Linked DNA regions of Mus musculus: all the other regions are linked to region 5. Evidence: chromatin loops called from intact Hi-C (ENCODE). Cell type or tissue: left cerebral cortex. All regions are shown on one strand. Region 1 overlaps Syt1 (synaptotagmin I). Region 2 overlaps Nav3 (neuron navigator 3). Region 3 has its middle 100 kb from the start of Gm40757. Region 4 overlaps Syt1 (synaptotagmin I). Region 5 holds the start of Gm36601 (a long non-coding RNA gene). Region 6 overlaps Nav3 (neuron navigator 3). Region 7 overlaps Syt1 (synaptotagmin I).

What was found. Peaks named below come from ENCODE experiments on the same cell type or tissue, not always from the same donor. Only the 100,000 strongest peaks of a DNase experiment are listed, where the experiment ranks them.
Region 1: a loop joins it to region 5, with 4 times the contacts of the local background. A loop is called at or near these places in 18 of 42 quality-filtered maps.
Region 2: a loop joins it to region 5, with 3 times the contacts of the local background. A loop is called at or near these places in 2 of 42 quality-filtered maps.
Region 3: a loop joins it to region 5, with 7 times the contacts of the local background. A loop is called at or near these places in 3 of 42 quality-filtered maps.
Region 4: it touches region 5 in a loop (6-fold over the local background); 2 of 42 quality-filtered maps call a loop at or near these places.
Region 6: it touches region 5 in a loop (5-fold over the local background); 2 of 42 quality-filtered maps call a loop at or near these places.
Region 7: a loop joins it to region 5, with 2.6 times the contacts of the local background. A loop is called at or near these places in 17 of 42 quality-filtered maps.

The regions. Positions count from the first base shown.
Region 1 is chr10:108,535,849-108,539,848 of GRCm38, forward strand. All of the region lies in intron 9 of Syt1 (synaptotagmin I), which reads right to left. Among named protein-coding and RNA genes, the nearest start is that of Gm36601, 82 kb to the left of the region's middle. In left cerebral cortex, a CTCF peak has its summit at 1,992 (motif pointing left); a DNase peak (open chromatin) is centred at 2,029; H3K27ac peaks cover 922 bases.
Region 2 is chr10:109,698,475-109,702,474 of GRCm38, forward strand. The region is part of intron 32 of Nav3 (neuron navigator 3); the gene reads right to left. Among named protein-coding and RNA genes, the nearest start is that of Gm40757, 100 kb to the left of the region's middle. In left cerebral cortex, no CTCF peak of the experiment used is centred here; a DNase peak (open chromatin) is centred at 1,635; H3K27ac peaks cover 379 bases.
Region 3 is chr10:109,494,473-109,498,472 of GRCm38, forward strand. No RefSeq gene overlaps it. Among named protein-coding and RNA genes, the nearest start is that of Gm40757, 100 kb to the right of the region's middle. In left cerebral cortex, a CTCF peak has its summit at 1,886 (motif pointing left); a DNase peak (open chromatin) is centred at 1,878; H3K27ac peaks cover 680 bases.
Region 4 is chr10:108,724,775-108,728,774 of GRCm38, forward strand. All of the region lies in intron 3 of Syt1 (synaptotagmin I), which reads right to left. Among named protein-coding and RNA genes, the nearest start is that of Gm5136, 27 kb to the left of the region's middle. In left cerebral cortex, a CTCF peak has its summit at 2,400 (motif pointing right); DNase peaks (open chromatin) are centred at 322, 703, 1,829 and 2,084; H3K27ac peaks cover 2,917 bases.
Region 5 is chr10:108,454,510-108,458,509 of GRCm38, forward strand. Gm36601 (a long non-coding RNA gene) reads left to right here and starts at 1,247. Exons shown (of 3, transcript XR_003949034.1): 1 at 1,247-1,287. In left cerebral cortex, CTCF peaks have their summits at 141 and 1,558; DNase peaks (open chromatin) are centred at 370, 1,595, 2,697 and 3,106; H3K27ac peaks cover 3,533 bases.
Region 6 is chr10:109,711,268-109,715,267 of GRCm38, forward strand. It overlaps Nav3 (neuron navigator 3), which reads right to left. Exons shown (of 38, transcript NM_001368815.1): 28 at 2,966-3,140. Among named protein-coding and RNA genes, the nearest start is that of Gm40757, 120 kb to the left of the region's middle. In left cerebral cortex, a CTCF peak has its summit at 1,958 (motif pointing left); a DNase peak (open chromatin) is centred at 1,949; H3K27ac peaks cover 732 bases.
Region 7 is chr10:108,522,607-108,526,606 of GRCm38, forward strand. All of the region lies in intron 9 of Syt1 (synaptotagmin I), which reads right to left. Among named protein-coding and RNA genes, the nearest start is that of Gm36601, 69 kb to the left of the region's middle. In left cerebral cortex, a CTCF peak has its summit at 2,281 (motif pointing left); DNase peaks (open chromatin) are centred at 2,185 and 3,106; H3K27ac peaks cover 851 bases.

The DNA of each region.
Region 1 (4,000 bases), 81 kb after region 5:
TTCAGGGCTCATGACTGACGTTATGGTCAATAAATGAACAATGTTAATTCCTCCACAGACCAACAGGAGATATTAGGAGATGGCTACGCATCCAGAGTAAGGAAACAAAAGAAAGTTTTAAGAGATCTACCCTCTTTTCAGTTTTCTTTCATTTTCTTTATCAATGCAAATTCGAATGTTTTCATCTCTGTGGGATTCTTTCCTCCCCACATTCCACAAGGCCAGGGAAAGTCGCTGGAGCTCCAAGAGCCTCTCCTGCTACCATATTAGGAAGGAAAATGTGTAGCAGACACCCAGGGCCAAGTCGAGATAATCTACAGGGAATGTCTGTGCCTTCAAGCCAAATGAGTGCAGAAAGATGATCAAGGCAGCAAGAGAAATAATAAAACTGAACCTTGGCTTTAGCCTATGGCCCAGTTAGTGATCCCACGCTAATAAGGATGTTCTGGAAATTTCTATATCTCTTTGCCATTCAGGCACAAGAATTTAGGTATGTCTAAATGTGGATTAAAGTCCCTCTGGTTTAAAAGTAGATCAAAAAGAAATTATAGATCTTTGCTCTATTAAGAACATAAAACCTTTTTGTATGGTTGCATGCCTCATAAATCTACCTGCAATGAATAATTGATTCTACAATGAATACATTCATTTCAGGATTTTTTTTTCCTCCAGTGCTAGGCATTGAACCCAGGGCCTCACACCTCTTCAGCAAGAGGTCTACTGCTGAGCTCTGTTTGGTTCCTGGATTTTGAAAAGGTTGTGCTAACAGCCCGGCAGTTACCAGGAAACTTTCTGGTGACATTGTTTCTGCAACAAGTGAAACTGGGTAAGATTAATTACATGTTCCTTTCTCATGCATGGCAGTTCATCTATCACATCCCTGGCGAGAAATAAGTTTTTAATTAATACACGCACCAAATCAATAGATGTTTGAACATGGCAACTCTGGACTCAGAGCGAGGCACAAAATGGGGGTTTTACAGCGAAGGCCGAGCAATTATCTAGCGGATGAGATAGACTACTGAGGGCCTAACTGCCCACCTTATTAAGACGGTAATGACTACACCTGAGAGCGGGACTCTGTGATGATGAGAAATGTGACCTTGCGGCCACGTTCTGTACATTTTAAAGGAGGCAGAGGTAAAAACTGAGATCAGAGAACAGAGGTTTCATAAATCAGGACAACCAATGACGGGAGCACGGGCGAGTGCATAATTGTAGACCGAGGACAAAGCAAAGAATTTAAAGCTATTACAAAGTAATTTGTGTGCCTTAACTCTCTGGGAAATTATAATTATCAGAGAAATAATAGGTCCACACTCCAACTGCTTCTGGCCTTGTAACAGGGACAAAAAAAAAAAAAAAAAAAAGCAAGAAAGAGAGAAGGAAAGAAAGTGTGTATGTGTCTCTGTGTCTTGTGTCAGTCAGTCTGTCTGCTAAATTTGGAGCTGTAGGGTCAAATTCAACAAGTGAGCCAAAATCAAATATCTTTGTATGTTTATATATCATAATTTACAAACCAAGTTTTTCTGGCCATTATCTTTTTTGGACCCTTCGTAGAATTTCTGAAGAAGATTCCGTATTCCCTAATCTGTCAGAGGGTTTGGCTGAGTCTCCTTGTTAAGTCTCATCGAGGGTGTGGATTGGCTCTGGAGTTCTTGTTTTCCCAGTCAGCCTGTACTGCTGACCCTCCTCATAACCTTCCTCAAGACCCTTCTGAAGCCATATCAGTTGATGTACGAGAGGGCTCCTTCTGTCCTCTGCAGTAAGACTTAGGAACAGCCTCACAGCTCATTCCTTTGCTTGTTTGGCTTTCGTGTTCGTGCAATTTCGGGGTTTGGAATAGTTGCGGGGCTCATGGAGGGCGGGGGACCTCAGGCTTGTTCTGCCTTTTGGCTTTAGAATGCCAAACTGCAGGTCAGGATGGCTGGATGGCTCCCGTGAGCAGGGCTCAGGAAGGGTGCTCAATCCCTGGCTGCTACTGCCACCTCCTGTTGAAAATGGCTCATCTTGAACTGTCTTTCTGTACCTATGCTTTGAACTCAAGTATCCTAGGCCAGGCTCAAAGGATGTCAGCCAGGAGAATATTCCCATGTCTTAAGAGTTTCTGGAATCAACGACTATTCGAAGGCAGTGTGAACTGGACCGAGGCTCAGATACCATTGTTTGTAGGGGAAGGGGCCAGTAGGAGGAGGTCACGATCACGTAGTTATGTGGCTGGGGGAGGAAAAGAAGAACATAACATGTGTCCACGCATCCACTTGGAGACTGCTAAACAGAGAGCAAGCACTTCTGCTCTGAGTGTAAGAATCGTAGACAATCAGGTCTTCTCACATTAGGGAGAGGCACTGGAGGAGCTTGCATCTACTTTGAATATAAATAAATAAATAAATAAATAAAACAACTGTGCTGTCGATAGAGAGAAGCTACCAGACGTGAGGTCTACTGTCTCGATGGCAGTGTTCTGCAAAGACGATAGACTCTCCTCAGGCTCACGTTTCCAATTCTGAGAGTGTGGGTGGGGAGCCATCTTGCTATGTCAAATGAGGGTCAGTAGCGTAAAACTCAAGTTTCCTGTCTCTTTCCAGCTTCTCAGGCCTCTGGACTGGTCTGGAAGTGGGACACAGCGTAGTGAGACTGCCACTTGGTGCTGAAGAGCCACAGTGGGGAAGGGGGGCGTTGTGTCCCATCTCTTCCATTGAACCCCCTCTGTGTTTGGTGATTTTTTTTCCTCAAAACCATCAGAGTTGTCCTTTTTTTTTTTTTTAAATGAATGTATTTTCCTCTTAAGATAACTCCTGATGTTAAATTTAACTTTGTTTCTCTATTAGTGGGGGAAGTACACGGAAAGTAGTGAGCCACAAGTCCGAATCACCTCAAGGGGAATTCCAGAGATAAATCCAGAGAAAACAGTGAGTCATGGCCAAGTTACAGAAGAATACAAATCACCTGACTGCTTGTCAGGGCCTGTGGAAAGCCCCACTGCAGGTCAGTTCAGCTAACAGTCACCCGTTGTTCCCTATGAAGAAGGTATTATCATCCTTTTTTCAGCAGCTGGGGACACTAAGTCTCAGGGCCAGCAACTCATCCCTCAAGGTCAGCGGTTCTCAACCTTCTTAACGCTGCAGCCCTTTAATACAGTTCCTTATGTTCCTTACATGGTGACCCCCAACCATAGAAGCATGTTTGTGGCTGCTTCGTAACTGCAGTTTTGCTACTGTTATGAACTGTGATGTTAATATCTGTGTTTTCTGGCTATCTAAGGCAACCATCACAAAAAGTGTTTGGCTTCTCCAAAGGGGTCGTGACCCACAGTGTTCTAGGTGTTTCTGACTTCCACAGCCATGCACATATACCTCTGTACCATAATACATGGCAGAGTCACAAAGATAAAAGTGTTCTACATGCACCTACACATGCCTACATGCACCTACATGTGCAGGCCACTCTCCAGCACTTTAACAGGCTAGTATGCATTCTTCTTTACCCATCTTTAGAGTCCCCTCACTGTCGAGTTCGTGGTAGGCAGGCATCTTCTAGAGGAGGGCAGGGAGAACTGGAGTTTTAAGTATGATTCTGACTCTGAAGCCAATGCAAACTCATGAAAACGATGAAACCAAACTTGGTGAGATTTACCCGGACACTGAGTCTTTTCAACATGTCTGTTTCTTCCATCATGGGGACAGGGCATGAGAAAGACTGTGCGTGACCACAGCACCAGAATGGGTTCTCATATTATCACGTTGGTCCTAGGAAAACCCTTTAGATGCAAGTTCCATCTCATTTCAGCTGCTGCCAAATCGGCCAAGCATGGACAGTGCCTTTGGATGCTTCAAGAATGCACAGGGCATTCTAAGTTTCTGGGCTAATATCCACTTATCAGTGAGTGCATATCATGTGCGTTCTTTTGTGATTGGGTTACCTCACTCAGGATATCCTCCAATCCATCCATTTTCCTAAGAATTTCATAAATTCATTGTTTTGAATAGCTGAGTAGTAC
Region 2 (4,000 bases), 1.2 Mb after region 5:
GGAGAATATATTGTTCAAAGACAAATTCTAAGTGTGAGCTTTGTGAAAAAGACACAGAGGGACATAACGTAAAGGGAAATTTACAGTCTGAAATGATTGGTGAGATAACACAACCTCTCCTGTTGACCACATAGACATATGCAGCGTTCACAGAAAGGAAATGTAGAATTGGGGTTTTGTCGTGCAGAAAGGAGATGAGCCAAGAGAACCCTGAGATTGTTGAAGCCAAGGGACACTGTCATGCTGAACAGGAGAAGTGTTGTGTTTTGGGTTTAGTGCAGAAAGCAACAAAAACCACTGGAGAATTATAATTGAGGCAGATTTTAATTATGAAGAGAGTTTCTATTTCCCATGATGTGAACAGATAGAACGAAGGGGGGCTTTAGGGGAGCTGTGAGGCACAAAGTCAGAAACAAAACAGTTGTGGGAGTTTAAGAAGGCAGGAAGATGAATGGGGTAGAGGTGGATGGAGCAGGATTGTCTTCTGATGCCTTTCAGGGCCACATCTGTCATTTCTACATATAATTTGATCTGGAACACATCTGTAGGTTGGAAGGGCACTCTCTGACTGGGGAGAGTGGACATGGCCAATGGTGCTCAGTGGGGAAAGAGAAAGACATAGAGAAAGACAGAGGGAAAGGGAGAGAGAGAGGGAGAGGGAGAGGGGGAGGAGGAGGGGGAGGGAGAGAGGAAGGGGGAGGGGGAGGGGGGAGGGAGGGGGAAGAGGGAGAGGAGAAAGGGAGAGGGAGAGGGAGAGGGAGGAGAAAGGGAGAGGGGGAGAGGGAGAGGAGAATGGGAGAGAGGGAGAGGGAGAGGAGAGAGAATGTTGGGAATATTTAATTTACAGTTAGGTGAAGTTGAGCAAGCAATGGAACTAACCAAGAAAGATCTGACCAGAGAAGTAGGAAGGAAAGAAAAAATAATCAGAATCATTGGAACAATTTTTTTCAGAAAACAATTTTTTTTTTATATTGGCATAGTATATGCAAGGAAGCAAGAGAATTCAGACCAGAAGAACATTTAAAAGGTATATAATGCAGTGCTGGAAATAGGACAAAGCCATGGGCCACTCATCTGTGCTAATACAGGTTTTTGTTTCTTTCTTTCTTTCTTTCTATCTATCTATCTATCTATCTATCTATCTATCTATCTATCTATCTATCTATCTATTTATTTTCAAGAAAGGATTTCTCCCTGTAACCCTGGTTGGCCTGGAACTTTCTCTGTAGAACAGAGATCCACTTGCCTCTGCCTAGAGCACACCAGCACCTGGGCCACCAGTGCACAGCACAAATAGAGATTTTTACAGGCCCTCTGGAAAGCACTTTGTGATTCTCAGTCCAATTTATGGGATACAACTCTTAGGTGGATGGACTGATGAAGTTGTATTAAGCATTTGCCATTCTTACTGAGGTAGGTAAATGAGAGCAATGCCTGAAGCCAGATAGACCTGGCACTGAGATGACTCCCCATCTAGACCATGAGACTGTGGCAGCACTACCACTCTATAGAGATTGAATCCTGGTTTTCTTGGATCTCGACTCTAGACACATTACAAAGGACTCTGCCAAGGCCAGTTTTCTGATCTTTTTTTACCTAACCTTCCAAGTGGCTTCAGCTGGCCACATACTCTTTTCTAAATCCATTTCCACCCTTCTGGGTCTGTTATATCAAATGCCACAAAGTGTAATTGTTTGTGTGCTCGGCTCTCAATCACAATATTCCAGCTGGCAGCTTGAGGGAGGGCTTGAAGTGTGGGAAGAGGAACAGAATGTAAAATGAAGAGGTACCCAAAAACACGAGGAGACAGTTTGCTTTTTTTTTCCCTTTGATGGATTATTGTTTGATATTGTTTATTTTTTTTTCTTTTTGAGTAATTGATTGCTGGCCACATGTCCTCTGCGTTGTAATGCCATAGCATAAAACCAAGCAGCAATTATATGGCTCTCTATTTTTTTATAGCAAAAGACTTATTATTTTATGCCTCATTAGCAATTTCTTTTAGAAAGTTCTATATTCCTTATTGCTACCCATAGCACAATCTTCACTTGATATTCCTTCTTCATTTACATCACCCTCCCACGTAAAACCTCTCCTCTAAACAACTCCCTAAATGACTTTGTGTATTTGCTTTAAACTTCAAAATAATAAGGCATATTCTCTTGTCCGACTTCTGCAAGCATCCTGAATGACAGATCATTCATCCGTGAAAAACTGAGGGAGAAAAATCAACATCTTTCACTTGAATTTTGCGTTTTCTAGATTAGTGCTCCGTCATTTATTTAAGAGTTTCTTCCCATCACTACTTCCTAGAATCATGTTCTACTTAAATACTCCTGAAAAATCCCACCCCTGACCACTTAGCTGTAAGAAAATATGAACTGATCTCATAATGCCTTTGCACTTCTGAAAGCAAAAAGAGCATTAAAATATGTAGGTAGAAATTTAATGACCATTATTAAAAATTTCTCCAAGTACTATTTAAAAAAATAATTGAAACTGAAAAGATTATATATAAACACATAGATCTTTCAAAGGAGAACATTTCATTACAGATATTGACCAACTATATTTTACATTGTCAAAATGCATCCCATTTAATTTTAGAGTTGGTAAATTTGATTCCAATCATATACAAAATACTCCCACACTTCATCAAAATGCTTTTATCTCCTCTTCTGAATCCTTTCTCCTTATTTTCTAACCACTTCCCCCCTACCCACCTTTGTTTTATTTTTCAAAAACAAAGAACTTGTGTGGACTTCTGGCATGTCAACATTGAGGAAAAGCCAAAGAGAGCATAGGGTGTACCCAAGAGACCTCTGGGTCCTTTTATCTTTTGGCTGGAAAGGAAAGTGCAGCAACTACAAGGCTTTCATGTGAAGATATAAAGAAGGAAGATCACAGGAGACATTAAACATGCAGATAGGAACAAATGAGCAACCATCTCCTTCTCCTTCAGCTCAGAGAAGACTCAGGTTTTCCAGCTCAGTTTCTACGTCACTCAGCAGAGCAGCAATAAAAAGTGAGGTAACCACAATTCGAATAATGCTGAATTCCAAGAAAATATCCAGGATTTAAAGGCTGTGTGTGTTTGAATGTTTGAGTTTAAGACACCCCATTGTACTGTATGTATAATTTGGGAATAATTTTGAAACAAAGTTTATGTGTGTTGTTGGGGAGAGGGTACGTACTTGTGCACAAAATCTTCATTGGAAAAAGGGCTATAATTAATAATTAATAAGTATACTTTAGGTATGTGTGCTAACATATATATGCCTAGTGTCATAACCCAAATAAAACAAAACAAAAAAAAAGAAACCCACACAGATTTTCTTTGACTTCTTACCACAGCCCCACAATTTTCTTCACTTTAAAGTTTCGAAATCAAAATGAAGGTATAAAGGAATTCAGTAATAGATCCTAATCCCCCCAGTACTTAATGAACCGTCTGAGATGGCTCTGTTCATTTAGTTCCACGTTTGGGGTATTTGAAGAACCCAATGACTTTGAGAGCAGTGGTGGTACTTCTGCAAATGTGCAAATCTCAGATATTATGTTCTATGACTCCTCAAAGGCTTCACTCATTATGCAGTTAAATGCTAATGGGCAGGCTTCAAGGAACTGACTCTATCCAGGGACTGCTAATACCATCAACTGATGCATCTGCTGAGGTGTTGATACCAGGTGGGAGACTCAAAGGGAGGCTCTGATGGAAGAGTGTCCTTGAGACATCTCTTTAAAGCATAGCCCTATGATTCTGAAAACATCCCTTTTCTTTCTCTCTGACTTCTAGTTACCATGCTGGACATCTCCATTTCACTATGTCCTCTGGTGTCTGTGATGTTCTACACCACCATTTCACCAATGGGCCCAGATGACCACGGACTGAGCTCTCAAGAAAGTGTAGGAAAGAATAACTCTTCCCTTGCTCTAAGTTTCTCACGGCTGTTTCATTACATACAGTGACAATAATTGACCAACACACAGAAAGGCTTGT
Region 3 (4,000 bases), 1.0 Mb after region 5:
ACTTTAAAAGGGATTTTTAAAGGCTATCTCCAGTGTTTCTTCTTTTATTGAATTTTTCCATTTCTGAGTCCTAGTATTTTCACTGTTTTGCTTTGTTATGCCTTAATGAATCTGCAATATGCCAAGAACTTCTCTCATGAAGCTGATTATATTTTTAAAGAATCTATAGGTACATATTCCTGTTCCTATCTACCTATTGCTGTGAAGAAACACCATGACCATGATAACTCTTATAAAGAAAAACATTTCACTGGGGCTGGCTTACAGCTCAGGGATTTAACCTTTTATTGTCATGGCATGGTAGCATGCAGGCAGACATGGTGCTAGAGAAGTAGCTAAGAGTTCTATTCCAGATTGGCAGCAGCAGAATGAGAATGACACTGGACATAGTTTGATCTTCTGAAATCTCAAATCCCACCCCTAGTTGTTCCTCTAACAAGGCCACACCTGTCCCAACAAGGCTACTCCTTCTAATAGTGCCACACCCTATGGGCCCCATGGGGTTTGTTTTCTTTTAAACCACCACACCATCTATTTTGCAAAGACACACAGAAAGATCTGCTTAAAACCACAGAAATATTAGGAACTAGTGTCATGACTTTCATCCTATGTCCTTGACTTCAGAGCCTACTGTCATTCCCATTCTACCTTTAACAAATTCTGTTGCCAATTGTCAATTCAGTTGATCTTGACAACAATAGTATTCACTCACTGAAATCAAGTACTTCTTAATTGTCTTTGTCTCCCAAGCAGTAAGGACCTATGGGTCATAGTGCATAGACACATTTTAACGGAACTGGTTGGTGGCAGTGCTATAACAATAACTGTAGAAGAATACATATTTTATATCACAATGGAGTACTCATATGTCTACCTGTGCACAAGTGGCCAGCCTATTTGTCAACATCAGATCAAATAAAATAACCCAAACTCTGCATTTTGAATTAAAATGTCTCTATGATATGAATCATTTTTCTTTCCAGATGTGAAAATGGGACAAGGAAAGAAAAGATTTTATTAGACTGGAAAATAAAGAGTTTCTCAGAGCATGAAACTGTATGTATTCTAAAACCTGTCAGAACAAAATCTTTCATATTTCCATGAAAATCTTTATTTTCCTCTTTTTACTTCCAGTACATTGATTTCATTAAAAACAATTAATCCCTCCATGTAAATAATATACATTTGTGTATTAGTATATTAAATCTATAGTTTGTCTGGCATGTAGGGGAGATTTAAGGTGTCATTCCAATTTCTTTGACCATCATTCACCTAAGTAGATGGTGTTTTAGTCTAAATGGTTCTGCTAGATTTGCTTCATAGGCAGTGATGTGATCTCCTCACTGGTTTCTCTTCATGCTCACACCAGGAAACTACGCTGTTCATTTTTATGTGTCTCAGAAGCAACCCTTAGCACCCCTATTATTATCCATCGTCTGCAGTTCATTTCATTTGTATCTTATAGAAAATAATTTGTCAACAGTTACTGAATATTCTTCCACTTTGGAAATATTTTCAAAGTCCTATAAAATTGCATCTAAAAATAAAAATTAAAAACAGAGGTCATTTCTTTCTCTGATCTTTTAAAAGAACTCCGAGAATTATATTCGCTCACTTCAAATCCCTGGATTCATTGCTGTTAATTAGAGGCCTTGCTCTATGAGTAGCAGTAGACTGCTGTTCTGTTCACTGTAGTATGGATTATTTGTCTCTGATTACACAAGTCTTGTTTCGTTAGAACTGGGGTATATGTCCTCCACAAAAAAGAACCATAACATTAGATGTGTCAGAGACAAGTCTGCATAGCCTGCATCGCCTACATCGCCTTTCTCACAAACACTAACTAGACCAGAACCTTCTAAACACAGAATGCAGTGCTGCCATCTGGGGGATAAAACTTTAACAATGCATTTTCTGTCAGCTGAAACAGAGGGCAGGATTCCAGGAGTCAGAAGACTCCAGAAGCAATAGGACTGTTTGTAAGGTGCAGTATGAAAGCCTATACAAGACTGTGGGTCATTTCAACAAATTAACACCCACACACACATACACCCACACACACACGCGCGCGCGTGCACGCATGCACGCACGAACGCACGTACGTACATAGACCTTACTTTCCAAATAGGGTTCTGTCATGATGACAGATCACTTTTCTTTTATTGTTGACTGTTTATTTCCTTTAAGTTAGGATATCAGCTTAAAAAAAATTCCAGCGCACTCCTTTACCATTGAGAGTCATTGTGAAAAGGCAAAATGGACTATCTGATATCTCTACAATCTTCACTGGCAAAGGAGCTGTTAGCAATACAGTAAGGGTCACAAGTCTCTCATTTGGAACAGTATATCTTTCATTTTCTCTGCAAAATCCAGTTTCCATCAATACAACCTAAGTGTTTCCCTTCCTTATAACAGCATTTCACCCAGTCTGGCAGAAGAAAAACAGACATACAAGTGAGTCAACACCAGCATGGGGATGGAGATTCTAATATACACATTCCTTTGGTGGAAGGCAAATAAATAAGACATTACGGTGGAAAAGCAAGTAGAACCAATTGATTTTTGTTCTTTCTTTAGAGTTCAGTGTATTCCTTTAGTCTTTTTTTTTTTTTTTTTTTTTTTTTTTTTACATTTCTTTCACAATGCACAGAAGGAAGTTGGAGAAAGAATAGTCGATAAGTAAATATCACTGTAAGGCATGAAATCCTATTCACATTAATTTGACCTCTGCTTAGTAAAGCAACAAATCACTGTGTTATTTGGGAGATAGAAAGAAGCCAGAGCTTTCCAAAATAATCAATAACATGTGGACAAGTAGTTTTTAGGATGAGTACTTTTCTTTGCTGCTAATTTAATACACTTGCTGTAATGCAAATAATAACATCCCTTTTCTTGTTTAATGCTAGGAATCCAACCCAGATCCTTGAGCTTCTGTGGCCTCTACCACTGAGCTATATCCACAGCCCTTAGTTATTGAAGACTGATAGTATCTTATGTAGATAGGCGAAGCTGGCCTTGAATTTGCTATGTAGCACAGGGTAGGCTTGAACTCAGGTTCGCATGAATCTCTCAATTCTATCTTCTACAGGAGTGCCATCATACCTGGCATCATTCATTTATGGACCTATCTATCACTGTTACAACCTTTTTATTCTAAAAGATTTAATAATTTTATTATATAAGCTAGAATGAAGTCATCGTGACTTGCACTGAAATTTGGAAGTCCCAAATACCCTCTAAAAAAATGGAATCCCCAAGTGCCTTATCCCAAGGTGTAGGAAACAGCCAAGGTTTCTTGGTGTCCATCTAATCAAGTGTTTGTCTCTGACTGGCCAACCTAATACAGAGCACAATGAGGGACCAGAAAGAAACATTAGACAACACAACTATGTAAAAAGAAGAAAAGACAAAAGAGTAGACTGAAGTCATTGGCACTGCCCAAGAGTAAGCCCTTATGTCAAGCAACATGAAGTCTCTTGAATATATAATCGGGAATATAAATCCTTGGCCACAATCCTATGAATGTGTGCCTTGCCTTTCAGTGTGTTTTTATAGGATTCTTATCTCCATGGTCTCAGAAGAAACAGATTTTGAAGAACACTACTCAATTGGAAGCTGCGGAGTGTTGGCAGGCTCTTTCCTGGTGCAAGTTCACAAAGAGTAGGCCATGGAAGACTTGTTGAAGCCTGGCCCACAGTATGTTTAGCAATCCTGTGCCATGACAAACATTTAGTAGGCCCCTGGGTTCTAGTTACATCCATTCTGGCTGCAGACAAATAAAAAGTTCTCAACACTATGTCTCCTTTTAGCCTGGAAACTCTGATCTTTTGTTTACTTTCTTTTTGTGCTCTTTCAATCACCCTCTTGCCCGATTTAATAGTGACTCCCTTAAGGAGAAATAAAACAATTGGCTTCAGTAGAAAGGCAGCATCCGTAATCTAATGTATCCCAGTTGGCTGGCTCCCCTTGTCTGGTAGTCTTAATGGCTTTGTCCAGTCTT
Region 4 (4,000 bases), 270 kb after region 5:
GAATGCCAGGACCAAGAAGTGGGGAGTGAGTAGGAAGAGGAGCAGGTTGGGAGGAGGGTATAGGGGACTTTTGGGATAGCATTTGAAATGTGAATGAAGAAAATATCTAATAAAAAATACTGATTCCCTTTCCTCTGGATATATGCCAAACAGTTGGACTTCAGGATAAAGGGAGACTGATCCTCGAGTGTTCCCAAAGCTGCAACGCACGACCTCCCAGTCTTCCCACTGTTATGCCCAATGACTTTTAAGAAAAGCTATTTTGGGTGTAGTTCCTGGGCTCTGTCCAATGTATTTATTTGAATTCATCACAGGAATATTGCCACTTGAATGCACTTCCATAGTTATATAAAACCAGCCAGATGGCAGCTCCTTGAGGTTTGAGATACCTTGTGCTGTGAGGGGGTGAGGGAAAAAAAACCCAATAAAACCCTAAAAGCAATTATAAACAAAATAATGTTTAGAAGGGAAATATTTTTCTTGTATCTAATTAGCAAAACACTCAGAAGGGATTTGTAATGAACACGACTGTTAAGTAATGTTTTGGTGAGGCCAGACTAGATAATCTTTTAAAGATGAAAACGAATAATATTTACATTCAATGCCTTCAGGAATCAGTATAAGCTCCGAATGAACAGGCCTGTGGTATCTTTTCACATGATCATTTATGTCTTTTGCACAGGCTGAGAAAAACGTGAGGTTGACAGTCACTAATTATTCATTTGTAAGGAAAGAGGATCTTAGTTCTTAGTTGTCCACTGCCTAGAATAGAACAACCTGTAGCTTCAAGAGAAATCTGGTAGAAAGTACTTGCAGCTGATAGGTGAGAAACCAGGGGCTGAGGGTCTCAGTCCAACCTGACTTCTGATTGGATATTTAACCCACGAGGGATCATTCAGCTATTCAGAGATATTCACAGCTACTGTGACAGACAACCCAAAATTATTTCATTTTTCTTGAATGAAAAGTTGTGGAAGTTTTCTTTCTTTTCTATACCCAGGAATGGTAATGAATTCATGTTAATCCCAATCTTTACACACACACACACGCACACACACATGCATAGGCACACACACACACACACACACACACACACACACACACACACACGTACACACACATGCATAGGCACACACACACATACACACACACACATACACACACACACATACACACACACATATACACACATACACACACATGCACACACACACACATACACACACATGCACACACACGCATACACATGCGCACACACACACACACACACACACACACACACACACACACACATATTTACATTTCAAATGTTATCCCCCTTCCTGGTTTCCCCTCCAAAAACCCCCATCCTATAACTCCTGACCCCTGCTTCTATGAGGGTGATTCCCTACCCACCCACACACTCCTGTCTCGTGCCCTAGCATTCCCTTACCCTGGGTCATCGAGCCTTCATAGGACCAAGGGCCTCCCATCCCACTGATACCAGACAAGGCCATCCTCTGCTACATATGCAGCTGGAGCCATGGGTCCCTCCATGTGTAGTCTTTGGTTGGTGGAACTCCCCTGGGAGCTCTGGGGGTGGGGGTCTGGTTGGTTGATATTGTTGTTCTTCCTATGGGGTTGCAAACCCCTTCACCTCCTTCAGTCCTTTCTCTAACTCCTCCATTGGGGTTCCTATGTCTTACTAAAAGAAAGTCCCAAATAATGAAGAAATCGAAGTTAGGTTTCTCACATTCTTGATTTTCGGTAAGAAAAAAATGCAGAGTAATAGTTCATGTGCAGAAGGCATAATTAAAATGCAAACACGTGGGATGTGAAGATAGCAAGAGGAACTTTTAATGTCTATAATTGACTCACTGAATTCTAAGCTAAAAATTGTTCTTAGAAGAGAAGAAAAATCAGGGAATTTCAGAAAATTTCTTGCAAGAAAACTTGAGGGAATAGTTAGAAGATTTGAGTATAGGGAGATTCCTGCCCAGAAGGAAAACTCTGTGTTTTCAGGGGAGATGGCAGCGATTGCCTGACCTTGGTAAGTAAAGAAAGACGATGTAATAACAACACTGCTGCAACAGCAACACATACTCCAAGGACAAAAATGATGCAAGACAGAACACACCACTACCTCATGTGCATGGGATTGCATTCATACTTACGTTGACCCAAATGGCAAAGACTGTAGAGAGGCAGGCACATCCCTTGCATTTAAAAAAAAATGCTTATTAATGGAAACCCAGGACCTCCTTAAAGGGATAGATACATGTAGTTAGCTTCTCTTTTACAAGCCTAATCACTAAAATAATAAGTGACTTGGTGAGATGGAGTCAGCATGCAATCATGAGCTTTTTAAAACTTTCATTTATCATTATGTATACAGATCTGCAGGTATGTACACATGAGTGCAGGTGCATGTGGAGGCCAGAAGAGGACAGCATATCCCCTAGAACTGAAGGTACAGGGAGTTATAAGCTGCCTGACATAGGTGCTGGGAACCAAACTTGGGTCCTCTGTAAGAACAATATGCATTCTTAACTGCTGAGCCAACCATCCTAACTCCAAACATGGATCTTTTAGATCAGTTTTATTTAATGTTGTTTGACATACTTAGCCTATGCTGTGTGTAAACAGTTGCTACTATAATTTTTTTAATGATTTATTAAAATTTACATATACAAGTATGCTTGTGTATGTATGCACATATGTGGGTAAACATGCATTAGTGTGCACATATGGAGGCCAGAGTTCAGGTTTGATTCTTTTTCACAGAAGTTGTCCACCTTACTTTTTATGGCAAGAATTTTTCTAGAACTTGGTGGTTAGTCCAGGCTTACTCTGGAGTTTCACACAGCCCCACCTCCTCAGGGCTGGTATTACAAGTGTGCATCCCCTTCTTGGCTTACATGGTACTAGAATTTGAACACTAACTAACTAACTAACTAACTAACTAACTAACTAACTAACTAACTAACTAACTAACTAACGGGGATCTCTCTTCAGCCTAAATTTATTTAACACCGTAACAGGCTACTGCTCCTTATGCATCTGAATTTTATCTCTAGTAAGGATGTCAGCTGATGAGAGATCCAGATCACTCCTTTATCAGTACAAAGCTGTAGCCAACATGGAATGTGACCATTTGTTTTGCTGGCCACTTTGAGGAAATTTTACTTCAAGTGGCTATCGGAAGGGTGGGATGGTGGTTCTGTAAAATATGACCCTAGAATCATCCGCATATACATTAAATCTTAAAAGTGTGCCATGGAAGTGGAGACTTCATCATTCAGAACAGGATTTCCTAAAAACATCCGATCCAGATAATTTAAAATATCCATTTATAGGTGAAGAGTAAACAAAGAGGCATTTAATTTCCTTTCGGTATCCCTCCAACAACTATAATCTGTCATTTAAGTAAGCTGCTGTTTATAAATATGCAAGGTTGACTTGTGGTGAGCACATTCCATATATATCTATATATGTATATAGATATATATACTACAATAAAATATATTATCTATCTATCTATATAATAAAATATATATTATATAATTAATATGTATATAGATATATATTATAATAAAAGGCCACTAAGGTATAACTTACACTTTTACACCTGTGCTTCTATGCTTAGATAGAATTGTTTAAGTGGAAAAATGAATTAAAATGGATTTTTACAATTCTACCTAATTCTTCCTAGCTCAAAAATTGGACATATTAGGGTGATTTTTTTTCTCAAAGCTGTGTCTCCAGAATACACATTTAAGTTGAGCATCTGGTGATGATGTCAGACAAAAGTTATCCAAATGCCCACATTCATCTACTTGCGTTACAATCTCTCTAACAATAGGCTGCCTAGGTGAGGGCCACACAGCTGGGGACAGGGGACACCAGCTCAGTACCACTGTTCTCATACCAGCTTCTCTCATGAGTGCATTGCTCAATCCAGGCTTTGAAAGTTTAAACAACTCATCTTATGCTCCTTCTCTAGTAAAGGTATAAAGCCACA
Region 5 (4,000 bases):
GGACCTCTGGAAGAGCAGTCAGTGCCTTTAACTGCTGAGCCATCTCTCCAGCCCCTACCTCACACATTTTGATCTACTGCTTACCATGGTTTGACCATGTCTGCCGATAAATTCTTATTTATTTGTGAAACGGGAGATCAGTCAGTTGTACTAACCCTGCCTTTTAGGTACTTGTACTTACGTTCCTGAAGGGAAAATTAATTGTTTACACATCATCTGTGGACTATGACCTACCCAAGGAAAGAGTCTACAGTGTGACATTTTGAAACGAATTTGCATCCACAGCGTGGGCCAAGCCGGCAGCTGCAATACCGTGCAGTTTCGCAGGTTGCAGGAACCTCCCGCTTTCGGATTCTCGCACAGGCTGTAGTTCCAAGTTCTGCCGCCCACACAGCTCCTTGAGGAAAGGTCATCCTTGAAGCTCCAACAAACATTTCTTTTAGAGCTAAGGAATTTAGACCTCTGCTTTTAAGGCTGTTTTGATAGAAGAGCTTGAGGCCTAAAGAGGGACAGAAGCCTGAGGAGGGTGGAGATAAGGGGTTTTATCTCAGGCCGGCAAAAGATAAATTTGGCTAAGTTTCTAGTTTCTTGGCGTTGAAGCTTTCTAAATGCGTTCAGTGAAACACCAGGTGCACACCAGAGCTCACCCTCAAACTCTTGCAGGCTACAGAGGGAACGGGAACACTGTTTCCAATAGTCACACCTTGGAGCTGGTTTGAAACAGTTGGAGGCCTCCGCTGTGACCACAGTAGTGGTTCTGCGCTTTAGAAATGCAGCTTGCCTGTGGCCGGCCGGCTTGTAGCCCCACGATCTCAAGGCAGCCACATTCAAAGTCAGGTTAAAATATTTCCGGGCTTTCCTGGAAGGGATCATGAATTCACTTCTGCACCTGATCAGGAAGCCGGGCCAGCTGGACAGTGCTGAGATCTTGATTTGCTATTATCCCTGGCTATTGGCAGCCTTGTGATGGATCGTTTTCCCTGGGCCAGGGTCAAGATAGGCTAGTGAAAAACATTCTCTCGCCCCCCACCCCTTTTTTTCTTTTCAGAAAAGGGCATTGCTGCCCCTGCTTGCTGCCATGGCCGAATCTCATCCAGGCATAGGAAATCATTTGCTTGTAATTATTTCGTTTCTAGGTCTGACCGGAATGAACTTTGTGTTTTGTGGTTGTGAATTCTTTAAACGCATGGCTTAGTAACTACTGTCAGGGTTGAAATACCTAACAGAATGTCTTTAAGCCGTTTTAAGCCGATGGAAATAAGAAAAGGAAGCTTGGAAAGAGAGCAGGTAAATTATAAAAAAGATTGGACCCTGGCTTCATACTTAATTTTTAGAGATTTTACTTCCTACCTAAATAAGAATCCAATAGCCTTGGACAGTGTACTCTCTCTCTCTCTCTCTCTCTCTCTCTCTCTCTGTTGTGTGTGTGTGTGTGTGTGTGTGTGTGTGTGTTTAATAGATGACCATTCTCATATAGTTTGGTAGATTTTTCTCAGTGTTCACTCAGGAAACACACTGATGTTGGATTTTTAAACCTACCTTCCATGTTTTTCCACAGAGTGGAGCTATAACTGCATTAAGATGACACCGACAGGTTTGTAAAGATGAAAGATGGAGTAAATGATACTGAGAATTGACCAGGAGTTTCTGTTTATCAATTGTCTGGAGAAAGGAAATAAGTCATTAGGTTTAGTCTGAAGATCTGGGTGCTGAAATCATGCTGGAAGATCTTAATCCACTAGGACTGAAAGACCAATGGCCCGTGGCCTGGCCCGTGACGCGTCATTCCTTTACTTTGGGATACATTCTTATCACAGAGTGGTTTGAAATATTCCCTTCAAAGAGATAAGCTGTTTGTTTTGGGAAAATTGTGCCTTCCAGGTGAGCCATGTCTAACACCTGGCATTTAGTATTTCTGAAGAGGAGGTCCTATTACTTGATAAGCATTTAGTAAAGTAGGTTTTGTGCCAGGAACTGGTCCCGAACACGTGGACAGAGCATAGGATGACGTGGACAGCATAGGATAGATGACTCTGGCCATAAGGAGCTTTTACTTTAGTGGAAGGAGACAGATAGTTAAAGTGCAGCTGGGGGAGGGAGGGAGGGAGGGAAGTCATGGAGAACAGGGGTTAGACTCAGCATAGAGGAAACAAGGCCAGGAGGCTGGGGCTGTGTTAGGGAAGCTACTGAAAGGAGGCATGGTTGGAAAGACAGGGAGACTGGGCCCCTGGAGGCTCTGTGGCCTTGAAGAAGGCATGCTGCTGTCGTTGCTGGGTGTTTTGTGCAGGAAGGATGAGGCCTAACACAATTAGAAAAAGGACTTGTCTGTTGGGTAGAGAGAGAAGGGCAAGCAATCGTGGTGGCTGGCAGATGTGTAGTGACCTTAAAATCAGCAGGAACAGTGAAGATGACACGATGGCTTTAGAGACACTACAGCCAAGGCTATGGGGAGCTTCAGTGGTCAGGCTCTAGACTCTGAAAGGCAGAGAGCACCAAGGGGTCTTGTTGTCCTTTTGTGTGTATGTGCTCATGTGTGCATATGTGTGGGTTTAGGTGCGCATGCGCATATGCTGGACATAGCATCTCTCTTCAGTTGCTCTCCACTTTAGTCTTTTCAGTAAATGTTTGTTAAAATTCTTAAGAGAATTTCATATCAGCCATTTTGATCATTTTCCTTTCTTCTCCCTCAACTCTTCCCAGATCCACCACCTCCCCACCCACCCAACAGTTGGCTTTCTATTTCTCTCTCTTTTTCTTGTTTCTTTTTAAAGCCTTTTCTGGATTACTCAAATACCTTTGTATCTTGGACCAACCCTTAGAGCATGGTTAGTCTACCAGAGTTCATACCCTAAAGAAAACTCTCTCTCTCTCTCTCTCTCTCTCTCTCTCTCTCAGAAGGTAGCAATCCCAGTAGCAAATCCCCATCCCCTGATTATAATCTGGGACTTTGTCTGCCTTGAGCTTCCACAGGTCTTATGCACACCATCACAATGAGTGGTAGCACACATGCAGCAGCACTGTTGTGTTTAGGAACTACTGTTTCCTGATGGTCACCCCATCTCTGTCTCTTAAATCTTTCAGTCCTCTCATCCTGTCCTTGATGATCCCTTGGGGGCCTTGGGGGCAGGGGTGTGAGATTGATGTTCCATTTGAGGAAGAACTCTTTTCAGTGTCTTATTCTCTCTTGAAGTCTTGCTGCAAGAAGCAGCTTTTGGGGCTGGAGAGATGGCTCAGAGGTTAGGAGCACTGACTGCTGTTCCAGAAGTCCTGAGTTCAATTCCCAGCAACCACATGGTGCCTCACAACCATCTGTAATAGAATCTGATATCCTCTTCTGGCATGTCTAAAGATAGAGACAGTGTACTCATATAAATAAAATAAACATTTAAGATGAAGGAGAAGAAGGAGAAGGAGGAGAAGGAGGAGAAGGAAGAGGAGGAGGAGGAGGAGGAGAAGGAGAAGGAGAAGGAGAAGGAGGAGGAGGAGGAGGAGGAGGTTTTCTGATGAGGATTGACTAGTACTTAACTATAGCTATCAATATAAGAAGCGTATCTTTTTATGTATGTATATATGTATGTATACTATATATGCATATATTTTAGGAAGCTTCTACAGTCCTAGGTTTTCATATAAATTCTTTGAAAGACCTTTAGAATTAATTATTCCTCCTCATACTCATCCTACTACCTAGCCTTCCTACACCCTGCTCCATTTAACCCTTCCTGTTCCATTACTCCTCTTTATGTCTTTATATCACTACATTTTATCTCCCCTCCTTGACAGCCTCTCCCCTATTGTTCTTTAATAGTTTCCTGGTCTCTATGAATTTTTCAAATGAACCACACATTTGGGTCTGAAGACCCAAAGCTGACATTGACATGTGAGATCAAATGTGATATTTGACTACAGAGTTATTCTCCTATCTGTTTAAAAGAACAAGCAAGTCTGCTAGTGATATCTGTTGAGAACTTTTATGTGATGGTTCACTCCATACTACATA
Region 6 (4,000 bases), 1.3 Mb after region 5:
TTTTTGTCTTATTGACGGTGTCTTAATTTAACAAACTTCCGGGGTGATATTGTCAATCTTTTTCTCTTTTTCCAGTCTCTTAAGAATAAAATGTTGTAGAATTATTGCTAATTATTCTTTAGCAATAAAAAGGATAAATAAAGGACTTTATAATCTATGATGTCTTTTAGAATGACTGGAATAGAATGAAATTCTCAAAGGATATAAATTATTGGCATTTGAAGAAACAGCAGTGTTCATCAACTTGAGCTGGTAGTTATAGAATGCACATATATATCGAATTATCCCATATAAATACTAGCTTCATAAAACTGTTTCTTAAATTTACTTGTTCCAAGTTTTGGCGGTTTAGAGGAGCACACCATTGGTTTCTCATATTTAAACTTCTTATAACTCATAACTAAAGCTCCTCTTCAGTCTCTTGCTCAGCTACTCATAAATATTCATAAATATCAAGTAAACACTTTGAATAAAAAGGAAGTAATCTGAATATTGAGATGCATATCAAAGTAGAAAAAATAAACTTCTTTTCTTCTCTGGATGTATGTCCTCAACAAAGTGGTTTCAGGATGTGCTGGAAATGAATGGGGCAGTGAAATAGAGAGAGTCTGACAGGAGAAAGTCCTAGATTGATAGAGCTTCCTTCAGGAGGTGGCACTGGGCATAAGACCAAAGAGTGACAAGCTCTAGGCAAGCAAAAGGCCAGGAAAAATTGGTTCAGTCAACAACCACCACCACAACAACAAAAATAGTGGAAAGGCCATATTTTAAGATCTGGCTATGATGTTGGCATAATGGCACATGCCTGTAATCCCAGCATGTGTGAAGAAGAGACAGGGAAATTGGGAAGGCGAGGTAAAACATAGTGAATTCAGGTTATCTGTTTGGGCTCGTGGGATACCTACATAAACACTTGAGACTAAAGCCACACCTACTAAAATGAATCAGGAAGTTCTAAGAATGTGCTCATGACAGAGAGAAGGGAAAGACCAAGGAGAGAGTACAGAGTCCTCTGCAATGATGCTGAGTAGGTAGCTGTCCTTCCAATCAGATGTACCTCGGTTGCTGTTCCCACATGCCTGTCATTCCGCTCCATGACATACTAGCTCTGAAAAGCTTAAAATACAAAAACTTCTCCTGACAACATGGAGTAAGCCCACACCGTTAAACAAATGAGCAATGGCGTTGGCTTTATAGAGATAGATAATTAAGGCAAAACTTAGTAAAACCTCCAGCCAGTGAGTGATCCATCCAGATCTGGGCTTGAAAACCTCTTCTTCCGCTTGCTGGATACGTTATTTATGTTGACAGATATGACTACAGTCATGTTCCTAAGACTTGGTTTACTCCTGTGTAAAATGGGGTGGAAACTACCTACCTTGGGAGACTACCGAAAGAATGTCTTTAAAAACACCATTTTACATGGTTCATAAGTTTTGCTATCTATAATATTACTTCTTTCTCTATGTGCTCAATATTAAAACCCTCCTCTTTGCAGTAGGATAGCGTCTCTCACTCCATGTCCTTCCATATCACCCGAGGTAACAATTCTCAGGAGAATACAATCTCAAGTCATGAAGTCTCTGTAATTTCTTTAGTGGAACAATAAGCTACTGTCCCAAATGGTTAAAAGCATTGTTTGTCTGAATAATTGGAACTGTTCATTGTTTTTCTGGATAGATCGTGAAGGAAAGTACTTTTATTGTACTTCTTCTATAACATGAAAGGCTGTCAAAACAGAATTTTAAGTATTCTGACTTTATTTGAAGATGCAATTTAATAAAATTATAATCAATTTTAGAGTATTTAATATCGCTTTTTTTTTAATATTCCTTCTCACCCTCTTATCCTTGTGCATCTTGGTGCGATTTGGGGGAAATGGTTAGGTATCTTGTTTCTGACAGTGTTGTCTAGCTACCCAGGAATGTGTATAACATTGGTTTCCGGTGTCCTCTGGTGGTTGTGCTATGCAATTACCGCAGATACCATGTAAACAAGTCCTAAAGGAAATTTTATGTCGATGATTGAATGTCCCAGGAAGAGTTGTACCTTATAATTGAGTTACACCTCAGATATGAAGATGAAATTATGTCATATGATTCTACTTGAAATCAGATCAGAAGTGTACCCCTGTCCTATCATTTGTATGCTGACTACAACGAGAGAATCCAGCGTTTTTTTTTTTTTTTTTTTTTTTTCTTTTTTCCCTTTGTTGAAAATTTAATAGAGCTACAGAATGGTTGATACAGCAGCTCTCTGGCTGACATCGTGAAGGCTAGTGCAGTCAAATTTAGAAATTGGCTCTGTACAAGGAAAACTCTATTAACTGGCACGGAGTTATTATTGTTATATTCATGAACACCAGTCACCACAGAGAGTATTTATTCCCATTCATCCTATTCATAATCAGAAGTACTTCACTGTGATTTTTTTTGAACACTGATAAGAAAACTATGTCTCTAAGATTCTGTATTAGAGAATGTTGGTGTATAACTATTAAAAAAAGTCCCAGAACTTGGGAGGCAGAGGCAGGTACAGCATTGAGTATTCAAGTTTAGATGGCCTATATAGCTAGTTCCAGGCCACACCCTGTCTCCCCAGAACTATTGAGCTAAATAAACAAACAAAATAAATGACTTTCTAGGATACATTTTAGCTATATCTGAGCACTGGTGAGAGGATTTTGAAGACAGGTAAGGTTTTCCTGATCTCAGGATGCCCTCTAGTAGCCATTAGGGGAGTAAAGAATAAACTTGTGGGGATCTGAACAAATACATGTCACACTCACAACACACATGCACACACATGCGCACACACACACACATACACACACAGAGGCACGCAGGCACACACACACACACACACAGGCACACAAGCACACAGGTATGCATGTAGGCACACATGCATGAATGCACGCACGCGCGCGCGTGCATCCACCCACCCATGCACATGCGCACTGACTTACCTGAGGTAACAGACTCTGTGATGTTCAGGTTGTTGAGTGAAAGCCCTAAGGACTGGCGTGAAGAAGAAGAAGAGGCTGTGCTTGAGGAATCAGAAGGGGGCCTGGCAGGTTTAGCTGTGTTTCCAGTCTCTGCCTTCAGCCGATCATTTTCAGCCTTCAATATTTCAATTTCGTTCTACCGTGAAGAAGTAAAACGTAAAAAGCATTTGAGAAAATGACAAAAAAATTTTTTTTTATCAGACTTAATTTGTACGCTTGTTAAATACTACGGTAAAATGTCAAACAAAATAAATTATGAAAACACGATTCCAAAGAAGAGAACCCGTTCCCCATTTCACCTGCATAACTTACTACATTTTCCGACACAGACGCAATTACTAATGTCATTACTTGTAGTACCGGGTATCAAACCAGGGCCTCACACATACAAGGCAAGTGTTTGACACTAAGCTACATTGTCCCATACTGTTGTTAAAATGTACTTTAACTAAGTTTTAAGGTTAAGGATATAGCCCAATATTTGAGAGATTGGCTTGGAAGGTCCTGAATTCAATTCTTAGCATTGCCAAAAAAAAAAAAAAAAAAAAAGGAGGGGCGCTGAAGAGATAGCCGAGCAGTTAAATAAGAGTAGTTTAGATTGGAGATGGAGGCAGGGAGATCCCTGGGCGTTCCTGGCCTATCGGTTAGCTGTAAGCTAAGGAGAGATCCTACCTCAAGGGACTAGGCAGAGAGGGTTGGAGAACACTTGACCTTCTGACCTATCTGCAGGACACTGCTGCACACAGGTGTGCATATACATTCGCACAGACAGACACAAACTACATTTTAAAAGAATGTAACTGGATAGTTCCTAAAATTTTTCTGTTTTGATTTTTTAAAACAATTTATCTGTGCATATGTGCTTACATACATGTGGGTTTATGCTCCTGAGCGCAATGCTTCTAGAATTCAAAGGAGGTGTCAGATCCCATGTAAGCTCCTGTATTTTCAGGAGTTTGTCAGCCACAACCCTTTTTCTTTTTCTTTATTATTACT
Region 7 (4,000 bases), 68 kb after region 5:
GAAAGGTTGCAGGACTAAAGAACGTGAGGAAAACATGGCTAGGATGGAATGAATTTTATAAGATGACGCAGCAAACATGGCTGCACATAAAATGGCTAAAGTACAGACTAGCCTTCAAACACAAGGCAACCAACAGAAGCAACAGATGACAGATGGGACATCAAAGTCTCCTCATAGGAGGAAAGCTGACGTGTCAGAAGAGGCCCTGATAACAGGACAGGGAGGACAGTAGCTTGTGATGAGATTTCATTAAAGAATCGTCACATCTACTGACTAAAAAGTACAGAGGAAATATTGATGACATGTGTTTAACATTGAAAACATGTCTGTGGTAGAAAACATGTCCCCGGCATTTAAGCAGACAAACCCAACAAAAACAAAACAAAGCAAAACCCAAACGCAAGCAGTAACAAAACAAACAAGCAAACCAAAAAACAAGTCATGTTGGAAGAAACAAACTATAGTGTGGCTTCAAGTGTTTCCCTTGTCATTAGGTCCTGGTTTTTCCTCCCAGCCCCATGCTCCCAGAAATAAGACTCGGACTCAAAATGTATTTACAAATACCTTGGCCATATAGCTAAGACTCTTCTCTGACTAGATCACAACTTAGATAACATGTTTATTTTAATCTACATTTTGTCACATGTCTGTTGCCTGTGCTTAGATACCATTCACCCATCTACTCACATCTTCCTGGGCAGATCTTCTGCACCTGGCTCTATCTCAGAATTCCTTCTCCTCCTGGATGTCCCACCTTTTATTTCCTCCTAAGCCATTGGCTTTTTAATTGACAGCTAATGTATCCATACAACACACAAGATATTCTCTCTATATGTTTCCACAACATCCAACATGAGAGCCATCTGCACCAAACATACGAAGACAGAGAGAGAGTCCATCACAGATCTTCAGCCAAGGATACTCTAGTTTGGGTCTCCTGAATTTCTGGGCACAGTGATCAGGACTCATGTCCTGGATGACCTTAGACTGCCTCTCCTGGAATTTTCTAGAAGGTGTGTAACCTATGAACGCAAACCCTTTGGGTGTTCTTAGAGGAAACAACTTCTCAGCTTGGAGATCCAGCTATTCTGAGTTAAACCTGAGAGGTTTGGGAAACACATCCATATATTAAAGAGTCTAAGACATAGAAGGAACTTCGTTTTGAAAATATTCTGTAAGCCAGTGTTTCTCAACTTGTAGGCTGGGGGTTGGGGCTTCCCCTCACACCCTCTCCTCATCTCTTTCTCTTCAGAAAAGGGCAGGTCTCCCATGGATCTCAACCAGCCAAGGCATATCAAGATGCAGAAAGACTAGGCACCTCCTCTCTTATTAAGGCTGGACAAGGCAACCCAGTAGGAGGAAAGGGTCCCAAAGACAGGCAACAGTCAGACAGCCCTGATCCCACTGTTAAGAGTTCGACAAGAAGTCCAAGCTGCACAGCTGTAACATATGCGCAGAGGGCCTAGGTCAGTCCCATCCTGGCTCCCTGGTTGGTAGTTCAGTCTCTGTGAGCCCCAATGGGCCCAGGTTAGTTGACTCTGTAGGTTTTCTTGTGGTGTCCCCGGCGCCCCTGGCTCCTACATTTCTTCTCTCCCACTCTTCCACAGGATCCCCCAGTCACTTACAGTCCTTATGATTACTCCATTTCCCAAAAAATGCATCTTTGAATTCTGCTTTGCCCGGTGGAATCTGAACGTGGCAAGACTCCAGGTTAATAGAAAGGAGAGAAATTCTAGAAGGTGTGCTAAAAATGAACATGTTTTCCTCCCCTTGGGGAACCAGGAACAATGTGACTAAGAAGGAAAGGAGTAAATGTCAACAGAGAGAAAGGAACCCCTGGTCCTTTGCAGTGGCTCAGCCCACCCCTTCAGCATCCCTCCAATTTACATAAGTGTCCTTTGTGTCTGTGTGAGATGCCTTCTAATTAGATTTTTGTGCCGTTGCTTCAGAATGGAGGAAGATGTGGCTGTCCACTCACATCTCGTCTCCTTTATGCGACTTTGAACTGGAAAAAAGAATTTTAATTCAAGACTGGCTTGCTTCTGTTTCCCTCCCTTCCCATTAGGCAGAAATGTGTGAGGAATGTGGATTGAAGGAGCAGCAGGGAACATTCCAGATAGCATTATATTTATCAGTCCTGAGAGACAGCCAGAAGCTGATGGGGGTGACACAGTGGGTGGCAGAGCAACTGACTTAGAGACAGTCAAAGGCAAAGAAGCAAGGTACCCAGGAGCCAGGATGCAGCATAGCAAGCAGCAATTATCTGGATTTGCTGCCCCCTTCAGGATTTTTTTTTTAAGGGGGGAAAAATAAAATAGGCCAAAGACTTAGGAAGTATGAGAGGACCAATGTGGCAAGGGTGTGTGTAACAAGAACCATGTGCGTATTTCTGCTTGCGATATTACCTCGACTAGGGCTCTGTGGTTCTCAAGTCTCTTTTCACAATTTGTCACTCCTATGAGTGTCTTATTGCATACATGCTTGGTTTTGGTTTTACATGCTTTCAACTGTATCTATGGCACCACAACCCTTGTGTATCTTATTATTTTTTCAAACTTAAAAATTGACGTCATATTCTAAATCTGCAACTTAACTCTCCATATTATAGTCTAGAGGTGTAGTATAACTTTGGTAATCCGATTGCTATTTAGGATGGATAAATACTCAAATTGTTCTGAGGATGGTATCTGGGTTGTTTCCAATTTCCTGCTGTCCGAGAAAACACAAGTGAAGAATATTCTGCTTATGCAAAGTTCCATATCTATGATAGTTACACACCAGTGGGATCCTGGGATGCAGGGTCTGTGTGTCACCAGCTTTTCTGAACACAATCACAAGCAGAAATCTGCAAGTGGTTCTTGCTACACACATCCTTGCCATGTTGGTACTCTCAGACTTCCTATGTAATAGCTACCTCTGACCACAGAATAGGAACAGAGAGAGGCAGGAGCTCACAGCATGCTGCGGTGTGTCCTTTACGTCTCCTTTGGCCGAGGTGGGGAGACGGGTGCTGATGACATTCTGACTGTTTTATGCACCAACTGTTTCATTAGAAAAACCCGAGCCGCTCTGGAGTCAGCATCGGTTGCAGTTATGAGCCGCTGCAGGTCGACAGCACAGCATCTTCCATATTCAGTAGCGCGGCAGCTGATGCTGCAGAAGTCTGCTTGGATATGTAATTGAGTCTCATTATCTGGAACTTCTGCATCAGGCATTCAGCTCCTATAGCCAATATGATCATACTTGCCCTACTTCTGGTGATGTGGGCTTGCCATATCCCTGGTGGATTCATAGGCACAGGTTACTTGTGTGTGTGTGTGTGTCGGGGGGGGGGGGGTGGAGAGTGTGGGAAGGGGGGGGGGGAGAAAGCAAAGTAGGTTAATGGGCCTTTGCAGAAAACTTTCATTGGAGGGTTTTTGTTTGTTTGTGTTTTTCTTAGCGAATGCAGGCTTCCTTCTTACTGCACCTTACTTCTTCAACTTCCTAGTTTCCTGACATAATCTCTGTGATGGGTCGTGTGCAGAAATAAATTTTTAGTCAAAGAACGATTAGGAGTGTAGTTCCCTGAGTTCAATTCCCTGCACTAAAAATCTGAAATTGTTAGTCCACACAGCAGGGAGAAAGGCAGAACTTACTATTGATTTTATATATTTATTCAAAATGAGTAAAGTAGCCAGTGGCAAAGGTTTGTGCTAGATGTTGGCTTTTGAGGCACCAATGACATTGGTATGTCTATCTGTAATTATCTGCTCTAGCTTCATATTGTTGTATCTTGAGGAATTCTGAAAACCACTGTCTCCACAGAGTCTGAACTAGTTAAATGGTGATATGGTCCCATATTTTAAAAATTATTTCATATTTTATATGAGATATTTCATAATATCTCATATTTTATAATTATCCCTTCCATGTTGATTCTAACATGTCTCCACTACTGAATGCTGGTCCATAAATGTTATCTACTAGGCTCCGATCAAGTCTCAGAGCCATTGGCACCAGT